Linked DNA regions of Homo sapiens: region 1 is linked to region 2. Evidence: read pairs that join two places in POLR2A ChIA-PET (ENCODE). Cell type or tissue: OCI-LY7. All regions are shown on one strand. Links, peaks and the distances in the headings refer to the core of each region. The heading gives the core; the rest is flanking DNA.

Evidence for each region. ChIA-PET counts read pairs that join two places held together with the same protein. Peaks named below come from ENCODE experiments on the same cell type or tissue, not always from the same donor. Only the 100,000 strongest peaks of a DNase experiment are listed, where the experiment ranks them.
Region 1: POLR2A ChIA-PET joins it to region 2 with 5 read pairs; 4 of 35 experiments call an interaction of 5 or more read pairs at or near these places.

What each region holds. Positions count from the first base shown.
Region 1 is chr3:170,295,595-170,298,515 of GRCh38, forward strand. PRKCI (protein kinase C iota) reads left to right here. Exons shown (of 18, transcript NM_002740.6): 15 at 317-396; 16 at 1,710-1,799. Among named protein-coding and RNA genes, the nearest start is that of SKIL, 61 kb to the right of the region's middle. In OCI-LY7, for the core only: no CTCF peak of the experiment used is centred there; a DNase peak (open chromatin) is centred at 1,307; H3K4me3 peaks cover 512 bases; H3K27ac peaks cover 1,242 bases.
Region 2 is chr3:170,399,324-170,402,244 of GRCh38, forward strand. No RefSeq gene overlaps it. Among named protein-coding and RNA genes, the nearest start is that of CLDN11, 18 kb to the right of the region's middle. In OCI-LY7, for the core only: no CTCF peak of the experiment used is centred there; no DNase peak of the experiment used is centred there.

The DNA.
Region 1 (2,921 bases), core at 261-2,760, 100 kb before region 2:
GAACCCGGGAGGCAGAGGTTGCAGTGAGCTGAGATCGTGCCACTGTGCTCCAGCCTGGATGACAAAACAAGACTCCATCTCAAAAAAAAAAAAAAAAAAAATTTAGCCGAGCGTGATGGTGGCGCCTGTGGTCCCAGCTACTTGGGAGGTTGAGGTGGAAGGATTGCTTAAGCCCGGGAGGTCAAAGCTGCAGTGAGCTGTGATTGCATCACTGCACTCCAACCTGGGCAACAGAACAAGCCCCTTTCAAAAAAGAAGAAAAAAGATTAAAGCCATGTAAAAGTTAAATATAATACTATAATTTTTATCTTTCTAGTTATTTTGGAAAAACAAATTCGCATACCACGTTCTCTGTCTGTAAAAGCTGCAAGTGTTCTGAAGAGTTTTCTTAATAAGGTATAAATTGTGTATAAGAATATTTTGTGATTTGTCTCTTTCTATATATATCAAACTGGTCAGTAGCGGTTTGGGAAATGTAAAATTCCAAAACAGTAGAGAATGTAACTTTTTCAGTTTGACCCAGAATTTGTCTCTTACCCAAAGAGTAATTGACAGCATTAGATCCTGAGATAAGTTAGTTGTCCTTTCCATTTTGGCAATAAAATTTACTCCCCAGCTATATATTACATAATTTTTGTGTATGTGTAAATAATATATACCATATTCTCACATAGGGGAAGAGTTAATCTTTGGGTTTAGCCATAATTGTACTTTGAACTCTGTTTCCATTTTCTCTGTATCATTATCCATAGAATCTATTTATTACCATGTACTTTTTGAGCACGTGGGCCGCAGTGCTCCCTACAAATTCTCATGTCAAAAATGCTATAATTAGGTAAGATTCGGAAGAAATGAAATGCTATCTTTGGCTCTTAAAAATGTGAACATCATTCAATTGTTTGTTGCTGTTGGTAGGCTAGAGGAGTTTTAGGATCTAGGAGTGTGGTCTTGGCAATTATAAATTCTACTTTAAATAAATGGTATGATAGAAAAGTTGATGTACATTTACCTTCTAAGGTAAATAGATAAGATAATGAGTTTTAATAAAATAAGAAATTGAAGCCTTTTAAAAAATGAACAATTTATGTGAGGAAAGATTTAAACTTGAAACCTAATTTTTCACATAGTGAAAAATGAAGGCAAGAGGTGTTGATATGCAAAATAAAATACCTTTTATCAGAAAGAAAAATGGGAACATATTCTCATTCATAGTGATGAATAAGCCAAGACTTTTTATAAGTTGCAGGCTCCTCAGTCCAGTGATTCAGATAATGGTTGTATCATTGTCTTACACAGGTGGTGGTTTGTTGCTATAATTGGGCATGGGGATTTTAAATTAAGCTAAAAACAAACTTCTCATGAAGTTTGGAGGTTTGCATGTTTTGACTCTCACACTAGGTCATGCAAAGAAATGGCTGGGTGCTGTCAAATGATTCTGCTGTTCTCTTTTTCCTCCTGTTTTTCTTTAGCAAGGAATTGGTGATGATTCTCTGTTTTAATTACATGATGGGTGGAGAAAGTGCCTTGAGGAATCACAAGTTTCAAATAACTCAATTTGTTCTGGAGTTGTACTTTCTAGAAATAAAAGGTAGACCATTCCAACTTCAGAAATAAGAGTATCATGTGAGGGCACACAACACAGATCACAAAGATGATTTATTTTAAAGCATGACATTCACCCAATTCTTGAAACATTTCTTTCACCATAGGACCCTAAGGAACGATTGGGTTGTCATCCTCAAACAGGATTTGCTGATATTCAGGGACACCCGTTCTTCCGAAATGTTGATTGGGATATGGTATGTAAATTTTGATTACTCAACTATTAGGTTTCATTATTATCTTGGGCCAATTTTTTGTTGTTGTTCTGTTTGTTTTTAGACAGAGTCTTGCTCTGTCACCGAGGCTGGAGTACAATGGCACGATCTCAGCTCACTGCAACCTCCGCCTCGCGAGTTCAAGCAGTTCTGTCTCTGCCTCCCTAGTAGCTGGAATTACAGTCACTCACCACCATGCCCAGCTAATTTTTGTATTTTTAGTAGAGATGGGGGGGGTTTCACAATGTCGGCCAGGCTGGTCTCGAACTCCTGACCTCAGGTGATACACCCACCTCGGCCTCCCAAAGTGCTGGGATTACAGATGTGAGCCACCACACCCGGCCTATCTCGGGCCAAATTTTATTGTCTTAGCTAACATATCACAGCTTTAAAAACTTAAAACCACTTTCTAAACTGCTTTTTAGAAAACTTTTAAAACAAAAAAAAAATTCAATTTTTTTTTAATTTATTATTTTTTTTCTGAGACGGAGTCTCATTCTGTCACCCAGGCTGGAGTGCAGTAGTGTGATCTCTGCTCACTGCAACCTCCACCTCCTGGGTTCAAGCAATTCTGCCTCAGCTTCCTGAGTAGCTGGGATTACAGGCACACGCCACCACGCCCAGCTAATTTTTGTATTTTTAGTAGAGACGGGGTTTCATCATGTTGGCCAGGCTGGTCTTGAACTCTTGACCTCAAGTGATCCACCCGCCTCAGCCTCCCAAAGTGCTGGGATTCCAGGGGTGAGCCACCATGCCCAGCCAAAAAATTGAATATTAATGTAATAAAGCAGGTTGTAATGTTATTAAGGCCCATATCAATGTTTATACTTGTTTTTATTTTTTTAGGAGAAACAGTCTCAGTCCGTTGCCCAGGCTGTAGTGTAGCTCACGACAGCCTTGATTGAACTCCTGAGCTTAAGAGATCCTCCTGTGTAACCTCCCAAGTAGCTGGGACTACAGGCATAAGCCATGGTACCCAGCTAATTTTCAATTTTTTTTTTTTTTTTTTTTGAGATGGTGTCTTGCTCTGTCTCCCAGGCTGGAGTGTAGTGGCACAATCTCAGCTCACTGCAACCTTCGCCACCTGGGTTCAAGCGATTTCTC
Region 2 (2,921 bases), core at 251-2,750:
CATTTCTACTAAAAATACAAAAACAATTAGCTAGGTGTGGTGGTGCATGCCTGTACTCACCATCCAGCTACTCAGGAGGTTGAGGCAGGAGAATCACTTGAACCCGGGAGGCAGATGTACGCCACTGCACTCCAGCCTGGGTGACAGAGTGAGACCCTGTCTCAAAAAAAAAAAAAAAGTGCTGGGATTACAGGTATGAGCCACCGTGCCCGGCCATTAGATCATTATTAAAAATCCATTCTGCCGATGGCTTATTTTTACTTTTTTTTTTTTTTTTTGAGACGGAGGCTCGCACTGTCACCCAGGCTGGAGTGTAGTGGCATGATCTCGGCTCACTGCAACCTCTGCCTCCCAGGTTCGAGCGATTCTCCTGCTTCAGCCTCCCAAGTAGCTGGGATTACAGGCGCGTGCCCGGCTAATTTTTTGTAGTTTTAGTAGAGACGGGGTTTCACCGTGTTAGCCAGGATGGTCTCGATCTCCTGACCACGTGATCTGCCCACCTCGGCCTCCCGAAGTGCTGGGATTACAGGCGTTAGCCACCGCGCCCAGCCCTTATTTTTACTTTTAATTGGTAAATTAAAATCGTATACATTTATGGTGTACAACATCATGTTTTGATATGTGTATACACATGGAATGGCTAAATCAAGCTATTTAACATATGCATTACCTCCCATTCTTATTATTTTGTGGTAAGGACACAAAATCTACTCTCTTAGTAATTTTCAAGTATATAATATATTGTTATTAACTGTAGTCACCACGATGTAACATAGGTCCTTGAACTTATTCCTCCTAACTAAGATTTTGTGTTATTTGACCAACATCTCCCCAATCTCTCTAGGCTCTGGTAACCACCAATTTACTATGAGATTGACTTTTTTACAGTCCACATATAAGTGAGATCACATGGTATTTGTCTTTTTGTGCCTGGCTGATTTCACTTAAAATAACATCCTCCATGGAAGTTGCAGTCAGCCGAGATCGCACCATTGCACTCCAGCCTGGGCGACAGAGCAAGACTCTGTCTCTAAAAAGAAAAACAACAACACCCCATAATATGCTCCAGGTTCATCCGTGTTGTTGAAAAATAACAGGTTGTCCTTTGTCAAGAATGAATAACATTCCATTTTGTATATATGCTACATATACCCCATTTTCTCTTTCCATTCCTTTCCCTTTTCTTCCCTTCCTTTCCCTTCCCTTCCCTTCCCTCCCCCTTCCCTCCCCCTTCCTCCCCCCTCCCCTCCCTCTCCTCCTTCCCTTCCCTTCCTTTTTTCTTTTCTCTCTCTTTCTCTTGTTCTTTCTCTCTCTCTTTCTTCTTTCTTTTGCTCTCTCTTTCCTTCTTCTTTCTTTCTTTTCTTCCTTCCTTCCTTCTCTTTCTTCTTCCTCCCTCCCTCTCCCTCTCTTTCTATCTCTTTCTTTCTTTCTTTCTTTCTTTCTTTCTTTCTTTCTTTCTTTCTTTCTTTCTTTCTGTCTTTCTCTCTTTCTTTTTCTTTCTTTCTCTCTCTCTCTCTTTCTTTCTTTCTCTCTTTGATACAGGGTCTTGGGCTGCTGGCTCACTACAACCTTGACTTCCTGGGCCCCAGTCATCCTCCCACCTCAGCCTCCGGAGCAGCTGTGACCACAGGCATGTGCAACCATGCCCAACTAATTTTTTAATTTTTTTGTAGGGACAGGGTCTCCCTATGTTGGCCAGGTTGGTCTTGAACTCCTGAGCTCAAGTGAACTCCTGAACTCCTGCCTTGACCTCCCAAAGTGCTAGGATTACAGGTATGAACCACTGTGCCCAGCCACCACATATTTTTTATCCATTCATCCATTGATGGACACTTTGGTTGAGTCCATATCTTGGCTATTGCAAATCAGTGCTGTAATGAATGGGAGTACAGATAACTCTTTGACACACTGATTTCATTTTTTTGGTATATACCCAGTAGTGGGATATCTGTATCACATGGTGTTCTATTTTTAATTTTTTGAAGACTCTCTATACTGTTGGCCATAATGACTGTACTAATTTACATTTCTACCAACTGTATGCAAGTTTTTTTTTCTTCCACATCCTAACACTTATGTTTTGTCTTTTTGATAATAGCCATTCTAACAGGTGTGTATGTCTTCTATTAATAAATATCTTTAGATCCTTTGCCCATTTTAAAATCAGGTTATTTGGGCCAGACATGGTGGCTCATGCTGTCATCCCAGCACTTTGGGAGGCTGAGTGGGCAGGTCGCCTGAGCCCAGGAGTTCAAGACCAGCCTGGGCAACATGGCGAAACCCCATCTCTACAAAAAATACAAATGCACAAAATTGCCCAGGCATGTTGGCAAGCACTTATAGTCCTAGTTACTAAAGAGTCCCTCACCTGAGCCCAGGGAGGTCGACACTACAGTGAAACCATGATCACACCACTGCACTCCAACGTGAGCAAGAGAGTGAGACTCTGTCTCAAAAAACTAAATAATAGGCCGGGCGCGGTGGCTCACGCCTGTAATCCCAGCACTTTGGGAGGCCGAGGCGGGCGGATCACGAGGTCAAGAGATCGAGACCATCCCGGCTAAAACGGTGAAACCCCGTCTCTACTAAAAATACAAAAAAATTAGCCGGGCGTAGTGGCGGGCGCCTGTAGTCCCAGCTACTTGGGAGGCTGAGGCAGGAGAATGGCGTGAACCCGGGAGGCGGAGCTTGCAGTGAGCCGAGATCCCGCCACTGCACTCCAGCCTGGGCGACAGAGCGAGACTCCGTCTCAAAAAAAAAAAAAAAAAAAAACTAAATAATAAATAAATAGGCCAAGCTCAGTGGCTCATGCCTGTAATCCCAACACTTTGGGAGGCTGAGCTGGGCATATTACTTGAGGTCGGGAATTCAAGACCAGCCTCGCCAATGTAGTGAAACTCTGTCTCTACTAAAAATACAAA